Regions from separate parts of the Homo sapiens genome. Here region 1 is linked to region 2. A link is an interaction called in ENCODE POLR2A ChIA-PET data of the cell type or tissue named here. Cell type or tissue: PC-9. All regions are shown on one strand. Links, peaks and the distances in the headings refer to the core of each region. The heading gives the core; the rest is flanking DNA.

Region 1 (5,648 bases), core at 281-5,280, 630 kb before region 2:
GTGAGATAGTACCTGTTAAGCCTGTAGTACAGCACCAGGCCTATAGGACCAGCAACCCCGGTTGCAGAGTTGGGGAGAGGAGGGCGGGGCAGATATTTGCTGGCAGCATCACTCACAAAGCCTGAGAGATGACCCAGATGAGCGAAGGCTTCCCCGTCTGCACTTCGTCCAGGGAGGTTCAGCAGTGCGAGGGGAGACTCCAGGCCAGCACTCTGCTTTAATCTATCAAGCTTGTCACTGCTGCGGAAGCCAGACAGAACCACTTATCAAGAGTCATTCTGGGGCCCCACAAATAATTCCCCAACCCCTGCCACGAGCTTAGGGAAGACACAGGTGAGGCAGACAAGGTCTGTGCCCTCTGGGAATCTTATCTCAAAGCTGAGACAAGATAAAAACAAAGATAATAGGAGACTCACTGTCGCAAGGGGATATGTTGGTCTGTTTACAGAGGGCCAGCTCTGCTCCTGTTCTCCACGGGAAATGTTAGCCACATGCAGGAAAATAGAGTTGGTGGAGTGGGGGAGACACTGCTCTCCCTGGCAAGACACATCCCGTTTTCTTGGAGGTTTTGATGTTGTTTTGTTTGTTTGTTTGTTTGTTTGAGACAGAGTCTCACTCTGTCACCCAGGCTAGAGTGCAGTGGCAAGATCAGAGCTCATTGCAACCTCCACCTCCTGGGCTCAAGCGATCCTCCCACCTCCGTCTCCCGAGTAGCTGGGACTACAGACATGCACCAACACATCCAGCTAATTTTTGTATTTTTTGTGGGAATGGGGTCTCACTGTTGCCCAGGCTGTTCTCAAACTCCTGGGCTCAAGCACTTTGGCTTCCCAAAGTGCTAGGATTACAGGTGTGAGCCACTGTGCCTGGTCTCTGGTTTAGTTTTGTTTTTATAATGTAACTTTTTTGTTGTTGTTGTTGTTGTAGAGACAGCATCTCACCTTATTGCCCAGACTGGTCTTGAACTGATGTCAAACAATCCCCCAACCTCGGCATCCTAAAGCACTGGTATTACAGGCATGAGCCACCACATCCAGCTCACATCCATTTTAAATGATGGCTCCTGTGTGACCTCAACTCTCTAAACTTCATTGCGTCATCTATAAAATGGGATAATATTGGGATGGATTCACAGTGTTGCTGGGAAGATTTAAGAATTCAGTGCAGTAAAAAGTGTTTGGCTCAGGGTATGGTGAACAGAAAATGCATGGTAAATGCAAGCAGGTGTTGTTTTGTTGGTGTTAGGTTTACCAAGTTGGAAGCACTTCAGAGAAACATGCCACATGAATTTATGTCCCAAACAACCCCTAAGTGGTGCTTGTGTACCAGGCACGATCATTAAATTGCCTTAAAAACTCTATGAAGGACTGAGCATGGTGGCTTATGCCTGTAATCTCAGCACAGGTGGGAGGATAGCTTGAACTCAGGAGTTTGAAACCAGCCTGGGCAACATAGTGAGATCCCATCTCTACTAAAAAAAAAATTAGCTGGGTGTGGTGGCATGAGCCTGTAGTCCCAGCCACTTGGGAGGCTGAGGTGGGAGGATCACCTAAGCCCAGGAGGTCAAGGCTGCAGTGAGCTGTGGTTGTGCCACTGTACTCCAGCCTGGGTGACAGAATGAGATCTTGTCTCAAAAACAAAACAAAACAAAACAAAAACAGCTGTATGAGGAAGGTACTTTTGTTATCTTTCATATCATTTTTTTACACATAACATAAAATTTATTCTCGCAACCATTTTTAAGTGCACAGTTCAGTAGTATTAAGTATATTGACACTGTTGTGCAACAGATCTCTAGGAATTTTTGTCTTGCAAAACTGAAACTCTGTATTTTTTGAATACCATTTCCCCATTTCCTTCTTCCCCACCCCTCACTGCCAGTCCCTGGAAACCACCATTCTACTTTGTTTCTAGGAAGGGACTATTTTAGCCCTGTTTCACAAATCAAGAAACCGAATCCAGCTACATAATTTGAGGGACTCAGAGTAAAATAAAAACATGTTTAAAAAAATTTTTTTTTTCTGAGACGGAGTCTCATTCTGTCACCCAGACTGGAGTGCAGTGGGTGCAATCTCAGCTCACTGCAACCTCCGCCTCCCAGGTTCATGCAATTCTCCTGCCTCAGCCTCCCAAGTAGCTGGGATTACAGGCGCACACCACCACGCCCGGCTAATTTTTGTATTTTTAATAGAGATGGGGGTTTCACCATGTTGGTCAGGCTGGTCTTGAACTCCGGACCTCAAGTAATCCGCCAGCCTTGGCCTCCCAAAGCGCTGGGATTACAGGCGTGAGCCACTGTACCTGGCCCCCAGTGTTTAAACTGCTCTAAAGAAGGTCAAGACAGTGACAGTAGAACATTAACTGAAGCACAGAGCCCTTCTGAATAGTCACACAGGGCCGGTGAAGCTGACCGTGGAGAAAACCACGGGCCAGAGAAGTTGTATAACTTTCCCAAGGTCACACAGCAAGTGTTGGAGCCAGGATTCAAGCCCAGCCTCTAAAATGACATGACTCCCTTTACTTTTTGAAAACTCCCTGCAGGCAGGGGCTTTGATCTTATCACCACCGATTGCCTGGCTCCCTCTCAGGGCTTGTCACACATTGGCACTCATGACGTATTTCATATTTGGAGGAATGAATGAGTAGGTCACATTCACCCAAGAGCCAAGCAGCTTCTTGGAGGTTCTTTTGTTTTGCCTTGGCTCTGGCACAAGTAACACTCCCATTTCTGCCCCTCCTTCATGTTTACTTGAAGCCTTGAATTCCTAGAAAAAGCAAAACTGGCATGCCTGTCTACATGTAATGGCCACACGCCGGACACTTTTATGAGGCTCCACCTTTCCAGAGCATTCCTAGCCTCTGAGTCCCACTGTGATGGGGTGGAATGAAGCTAGAGGACATGAGATAATGGAAGGTCACTGATGGCATACCTCACTCCAGGCCCCCACATCACCTGAAGTCTGATGGCCAAGTCCCTGGTCTGATCCTAATGCAAGGAAACTAGAACCAACTTATTAAAGCAGAAGGAAAAAATGGGTTTTATTTGTGGTTATGGCATTAAGTGAAAAAACAGCTAATGCTGCTGGGCACAGTGGCTCAGGCCTGGAATCCCAGCACTTTGGGAAGCAGAGGTAGGAGGATCACTTGAGCCCAGGAGTTTGAGACCAGCCTGGGCAATATAGTGAGACCCCACCCGTACAAAAAATTTAAAAATTAGCCAGGAGTGGTGGCACGTGCCTGTGGTCCCAGCTACACAGGAGGCTGAGGCAGAAGGATCGCTTGAGCCGAGGAGGTTGAGGCTGCAGAAAGCTGTGGTTGTGCCACTGCACTCCATCCTGGGCAACACAGCAAGACCCTGTCTCAAAAAACAAACACACACACACACACACACACACACACACACAAACACCACCAGCTAATGCCATAACCGTAAATAACTAGATCAGCCAAATTTAATCTGGATTAATCTAATCAGAGTAATCTAATCTTAACTAGATTTAGGGAGCTAGCCTAATTATTGTTTCTTTGAAAGGAACTACATTTTTCTGTCTGAATGTTTATAAGATGCTTTGCTGGCAGTCGGTTCGTGGAGGGGGGGAGAGAAGGAAACTCAGGAAAACATAAATGAATTAATCATAATCCTAATGTCGTAACACCTCATCATCATTGCCCTAGGCATGACTCTCTGTTAGTTTAATTATTTTTTCTTTATTTATTTATAGTAAAATAATGAACACTTGTGAACTCACTCACTCACCCAAGAACAACATCATTACCAACAACTCACATCTCTGGGAGGGGACATGGAGGGATCGGATGGTTTCCTCCTATCTCATCTTTCCATCTCAGAGGTAATCACCATCCTGAATTTTGTTTGTTTGGTGGGGGTTTGTTTGTTTGTTTGTTTTTGAGACATAGTTTCGCTCTTGTTGCCCGGGCTGGAGTGCAGTGGCACGATCTCAGCTCACCACAACCTCTGCCTCCTGGGGGGTTAAATGATTCTCCTGCCTCAGCCTCCCAAGTAGCTGGGATTGCAGGCATGTGCCACCATGCCCAGCTAATTTTGTATTTTTAGTAGAGACGGGGTTTCTCCATGTTGGTCAGGCTGGTCTTGAACTCCCGACCTCAGGTGATCTGCCCGCTTCGGCTTCCCAAACTGCTGGGATTACAGGCATGAGCCACCGCGCCCGGCCTTTTTTTTTTTTTTTTTTTTTTTGATACAGAGTCTCACTCTGCCACCCAGGCTGGAGTGCAGTGGTGCGATCTCAGCTCACTGCAGCCTCTGCCTTCCGGGTTCAAGTGATTCTCCTGCCTCATCCTCCGGAGTAGCTAGGATTACAGGCAAGCACCACCACACCCCACTGATTTTTGTATTTTCAGTAGAGACAGGGTTTCACTATTTTGGCCAGGCTGGTCTCGAACTCCTGACCTCTAGAGATTCGCCTGCCTCAGCCTCCCAAAGTGCTGGGATTACAGGTGTGAGCCACCATGCCCAGCCCCTGAATTTTGTGTTGTTTAGTCACCCTTTTAAAAGAAGTATTAAGGTCTAAGTGCCATGGCTCTTGCTTGTAATCCCAGCACTTCCAGAAGCCAAGACAGGAGGATCCCCTGAGGCCAGGAGTTCAAGACCATTCTGGGCAACGTAGTGGGACCCTGTCTCTAAAAAAAAAAAAAAAAAAAAAAAAAATTAGTTAACTGAGTGGGTCCTAGCTACTCAGGAGGCTGAGTCAGGAAGATTGTTTGAACCCAGGGCAACAGAGCGAGACTCTGTCTCTAAAAAAAAAAAAAATTAAATTAAAAAGAGGTATGCCTAGCTAAATAATGTATTGCTCAGTTTTATGCGTCTTTGAAATTCATTAAAAAGTTATGTCATCTTTGGATACTTGCTTTGTGGACCCAGATGAGCTAAAAAGATTTCACCACCATATTATTACATGTAGCTATATTTCATTTATTTCACTGCTGTATGATATCCCATTATCTGGATAGACCACAACAACAATCTTTTCTTGTTGATGGGTGTTTGGGTTGTTTCCAGCTTTTTTTTTTTTTTTTTTTTTTGAGACTAGGTATCACTCTGGCACCCAGACTAGAGTGCAGTGGGATTATCATAGTTCACTGCACCTTCAGCCTTCTGGGCTCCAGCAATCATCCCACTGCAGCCTCACAAATAACTGGGACTACAGGTGAGCACCACCACGCCTGGCTAATTTTTGCATTTTTTGTAGAGATAGGATTTCACCATGTTGCCCAAACTAATGTAGAACTCCTGAGCTCAAGTAATCCTCCTCCTGCCTTGGCATCCCAAAGTGCTGGGATTACAGTTACAGGCACGAGCTACCATGCCCAGCCTTTTTTTTTTTTTTTGAGACAGGGTCTCCCTCTGGGCACCCAGGCTGGAGTGCAGTGGTGGCCTCCCGGGCTCACGCAATCCTCCTGCATCAGCCTCCTGAGTAGCTGGGACTATAGGTATGTGTCACCATGCCAAGCTTTCCAGATTTTTGTCTTAAAAAGACAGCTTCCATGAATTCTTGTGCAAGTATAGTTAAATTTTACCTCGGGTATAGAATCAAGAATAGAATTACTGATTCATAGGGTAAAGGAATGCTCAAAGTTGCTAGAATTAAATTTTACCATGGGTATATAAG
Region 2 (5,000 bases), core at 1-5,000:
ATGTAGAAAGTTACCTGGCCTTGCCCAGGCACAGTGGCTTATGCCTGTAATCCCAGCACTTTGGAAGGCCAAGGCTGGTGGATTGCTTGAGCCCAGGAGTTCGAGACCAGCCCAGGCAACATGGTGAAACCTCGTCTCTACTAAAAATACAAAAATTAGCTAGGCATGTTGGGTGCATCTATAGTCTCAGCTACTTGGGAGGCTGAGATAGAAGGATCACTTGAGCCCAGGAGGTCGAGGCTGCAGTGAGCTATGATCACACCACTGCAGTCCAGCCTGGGTGACAGAGCAAGACTGTCTCAAAAAAAAAAAAAAAAAAAAAAAGTAGGTTACCTGGTCCAGAATAGATGTGCAGTAAGTGGGTTTTTGTGTATATGAATGAATGAATGGAAGACTGAAGTTAGTTATTATAGATGACATATTATGGGGGCCATTCCGAGTCTAGTATCAAGGAGTTTACAGAGTTGCAGATGACAGGTTTGCTAATGTGTGCTGAGAGCTTTCATAGCCTAGTACCATGTTAAGTGCTTCACTTGGATTGTTTTCATTCAGTCCTTACAGCACACTCATGAATTAAGTGCTGCTGTTATCCCCTTTTTGCAGATAAGGAAACTGAGGCTTAAAGAAGTTAATTTGCCCAAAGTCTTTTATCTAGGAAAGGGTGGAGCTGAGATTCAAACTGTGACTTCAAGCTCAAGATCAAGGCATCTTCATAGTTTTCTGGTTTTTTTTTTTTTTTTTTTTTTTTTTTTGAGACGGAGTTTTGCTCTTGTTGCCCAGGCTGGAGTGCAATGGCACGATCTCAGCTCACCGCAACCTCCGCCTCCTAGGTGCAAGCGATTCTCCTGCCTCAGCCTCCCAAGTAGCTGGGATTCCAGACATGTGCCACCATGCCTGGCTAATTTTGTATTTTTAGTAGAGACGGGTTTTCTCCATTTTGGTCGGGCTGGTCTTGAACTCCCGACCTCAGGTGATCTGCCTGCCTTGGCCTCTCAAAGTGCTGGGATTACAGGCGTGAGCCACTGTGCCTGGCCCGCATCTTAATAGTTTTAACTACAGTCCCTCCCCATCCCCCCTTTTAAATTAGTCATTTAAATAAAACCCTAATTCTTATATTGAAAAAAATGTGAGTAAACATTAAGTGTTTCAGCTGTCCTTTAGAAAAGTCTGATCCTTATAAAGTGGAAATAATTTTCAAGCTTTATTTTTTCTAGATCCATGAAAATAATGGATCACCCTTTCCTGATATATTTAATTTTATATTAAATATGCTTTTTAAGTGATAAATGGCAATTCTGATGCTCTGGGAACTGCAAAGTACTGGCTGGTTAGAACTCTGAGTGGAATAAGAGTAACTGGCTCTAGGTTAAGTCCAGAGATGGTTTCCGGGGACAGAAAGTGTGTTGGTGTTTGATTATGGTTGTTGGGATATTGACGCGTGTCTGATTTCTGATTTTTTGCCTATTCTGGATTGGGGTAGTTCCCACATAAATGTTACTGAACTTCAAGTTTGTGTAAGAGTCAATTCTTCTGGCTACCTGTTACAAATAACAAGTATCTTTAAAAGTTTGATTGAGAATAGGCAGCAAACTAGAGATGGCCCAAAAAAACATTGGAACATTTGAAAAATTCTTGTTAGGTTATCTTTAGCTATTTCTAAGTCTAAATACTTCATGATCAGTTTGTGATTTGGACATCAAATGCTGAGTGTAATGCTTAGCCAATGTCACCTGAGACCTGTGTCCACTGAAGTTTTACCGTATGTGCTTAGGGTCAAAAGTAATTAAACTGAAGCCCTTTTTAGAGGGGCCCCTGCTTTGAACAATAGCAAATATATATTTGCCATTTTGGTAGTGAGTGTCTGCATTTGTGCAGTAAATGAGCTCATGAGTAAATTGAGGAGCAAATAGACTCATTTTTCTCCTCTTTCCCATCTTCCCATAGATGCAAGCCTCCCCTATCCAGCCCCATTCTAGAACTGCATTCAGAGGACACACTTCAGATGGGCAAGTATCAAGCTAATGCAAAATGGACTGTATCAGTATTTTTGCTTCCCACCCCCTTTTTGAAGATGGGGTTTGTGTTGGGTGTGTGTGTGTGTGTGTGTGTGTGTGGTGTTATACAATGTATTGTCAACTGAAGAATGACGAGGTTCATAAATTAGGAAAGGAGAGCTTGCTTTCTCAGACAGGGTTGAGCCTGCAGGGTGGCCATTCTAACAGGCTGGGAAGCACAGCCTCCTGCTAGAAGTCAACAACAGACACTTTGAAGGAGGGGCAAAAGGAGGAGGAATTTATGCTCAGCCAGGTGGGTGAACATACATATTTAATAAGCTATAGGAGTCATCATGAATATTTATGAAGGGCGAACTGTGTATGTGTGCAGTTGAGCTTCACATCCCATCATAGGTCCCATGTATAAAAAAATGGCAGTGTTAGCATGATCCAAGGGTGGAGGTTTTGGCCCTCTGACATCAAAAGGTGAAGCAGAGGACACAAAAACCCACATCTTTCGGAGACTGGCCAGAACCACTCCCTGTTCTGTGGTCTCATCAGGAAGGAATGCTGGTTGACCATTTCAAAGTGGCCAAAGAGAGGGGCAGCAGTCAGGCAGTTGGGTTGGATGACAGCAGCAGTAGTCTTTTGAAAGGGCTGGTTGCTGTTTAGCCCTTAGGGAAGAACGCCTACAGGCAGTTAGTGAGCAAGGGTTTTGAGAAGGCATCTGACCTCCCATCCTGACGTGGCCAAGAACTCAGTTTTCAAGGTCACTCTGGGGTCCCCTTGGTTCAGGTGGCTGGGGAGCTTAGAATTTTATTTTTAGTCTATAGTAGACTTTTGCCGATACATTTAAACTTGGGGTTACCATGAAGGAATTTTCAACGACTTTCTAAATGAGTCTTTTTAGATGTCCTTAGGTCTCTAATCTTCAGTCATTCTGTAAAGACCTTGAGTTAGTTGCCAACATTTCAAAAATAGACTTCTCATGAAAAATCTCGATTTCTAGCTTTTCTTGGAAAAAACTAGAAGACGTGGTAACATTAGGCCATGTAATATTACCACGATTTCTACATGGGAACAATTAAATAGTGGCTGCCTCAGTTAGAGGAGTTGCCCATCCTCCAGTTCTGTCCCCACGACTCTCTGGTATCTTACACTTGATCTGCTTCACTCAATTCTGCTACCTGTTTGGCCCTGGCAGTCAATTTTCTCCGTTTTTTCCCTCAACTTTTAATTATGACTGTGTCTTAACAATGCTTTTCTCATTTCTGAGCCTTTCAAATTATGGGTCAGTCTCTACCACAGTCTTCCTTTGTTTTCAGTTTTTGTCTGAGAGAAGTTAAAGGGGTTTATTAGTAATTCAGGTCAGAGATCGTGCAGAGAGGACAGCCTTCACCAGTAGTCAGCACAGGTAACACCGTGGGCATCAGGTGACTAGATGAGCCAGGTTTATTACAACAAGCAGGGACATGAGAGGAGGGAAAGTGTTCTCTGAGGCGGGGGTGGCAAGGAGTCTAGGCTTTTTCTAGCCCACTCCTCCAGATTCTTCCAACCTCTACCCATTACCCAGTTCCAAATCTGCTTCCACATTTTCAGGTACTTAACAGCCACAGCCCTTCTTCTCAGCTTCTCAGTACCAGTTTTCTGGTTTAGCTTGTTTTGTGCTTCTATAACAGAATACCTGGGACTGGGTACTTTATAAAAAGAACAGAGACTTAGTACAGTTCTGGAAGCTGAGAAGTTTGAGGTTGAGGGGCCCACATCTGGCAAGGGCCTTCTTGCCGTGTCATCCCATGGAGGAAGGTAGAAAGGCAAGAGAGCATGACTGTGTGAGAGAGAGGTGAAGGGGTGCAGACTCAGAACACACTCCCAATCCCAATCCCAATCCCAAGCAAGTGGCATTAATTCATTCATTGGGACTGAATCACCTCTTAAAGGTCCTACCTTTCAACACTGTTGCATGGGGGATTAAATTTCCAACACAACGAACTTCGGAGGGACACATTCAAACCATAACACCCTAACACTGGGTATATTGTGATTTAAAAAATTTTCTACCAGTCTGGCCAGGTGTGGTGGCTCACGCCTGTAATCCCAGCATTTTGGGAGGCCGAGGCGGGTGGATCACCTGAGGTCAGGGGTTCGAGACCAGCCTGGCCAACATGATGAAACCCCGTCTCTACTAAAAATACAAAAATTAGCTGGGTGTGGTGGCTGGCGCCTGTAATCCCAGCTATTTGGGAAGCTAAGGCAGGAGACTCTCTTGAACCTGGGAGGCGGAGGTTGCAGTGAGCCGAGATCATGCCGCTGCACTCCAGACTGAGTGACAGCATGAGATGAGAGTCTATCCAAAAGAAAAAATTTCTACCAGTCTGGTAGGCCAAAATGATGCCCTATTATTTTTATTTTATTTTATTTTTTGAGATGGAGTCTCCCTCTGTCACCCAGGCTGGAGTGTGGTGGCTCAATCTCTGCTCACTGCAACCTCTGCCTCCTGGGTTCAAGCGATTCTCCTGCCTCAGTCTCCCAAACAGCTGGAATTACAGGCACGCGCCACCACGCCTGGCTAATTTTTTTTTGTATTTTTAGTAGAGACAGGGTTTCAGCATGTTGGTCAGGCTGGTCTCGAACTGCTAACCTCGTGATCCTCTGCCTCGGCCTCCCAAAGTGCTGGGATTACAGGCGTGAGCCACTGGGCCTGGCTGATGCCCTATTATTTAAAAAAAATTATGTAACTTTGAATGCTAGTGAGATGGAGCATCTTTCCTTCGTTTTATTGGACTTTGGGACCTCTTGTAAATTTTTTTATTTCCTTTTTCCATTAGTTTGTAGTTTCTTTCCTTTTCAGTTTATAGGAACGCTTCATAACACATGGATGTGTTCTTTTTTTTTTTTTTTTTTTGAGAGTCTTGCTCTGTCACCCAGGCTGGAGTGCAGTGGCGCGATCTCAGCTCACTGCAAGCTCCGCCTCCTGGGTTCATGCCATTCTCCTGCCTCAGCCTC

What was found. Peaks named below come from ENCODE experiments on the same cell type or tissue, not always from the same donor. Only the 100,000 strongest peaks of a DNase experiment are listed, where the experiment ranks them.
Region 1: POLR2A ChIA-PET joins it to region 2 with 18 read pairs; 1 of 35 experiments calls an interaction of 5 or more read pairs at or near these places.

What each region holds. Positions count from the first base shown.
Region 1 is chr16:24,523,631-24,529,278 of GRCh38, forward strand. No RefSeq gene overlaps it. Among named protein-coding and RNA genes, the nearest start is that of RBBP6, 13 kb to the right of the region's middle. In PC-9, for the core only: no CTCF peak of the experiment used is centred there; DNase peaks (open chromatin) are centred at 1,781 and 2,741.
Region 2 is chr16:25,149,610-25,154,609 of GRCh38, forward strand. It overlaps LCMT1 (leucine carboxyl methyltransferase 1), which reads left to right. Exons shown (of 11, transcript NM_016309.3): 5 at 1,945-2,006. Among named protein-coding and RNA genes, the nearest start is that of LCMT1-AS2, 3.1 kb to the left of the region's middle. In PC-9, for the core only: no CTCF peak of the experiment used is centred there; a DNase peak (open chromatin) is centred at 2,582; H3K27ac peaks cover 2,798 bases.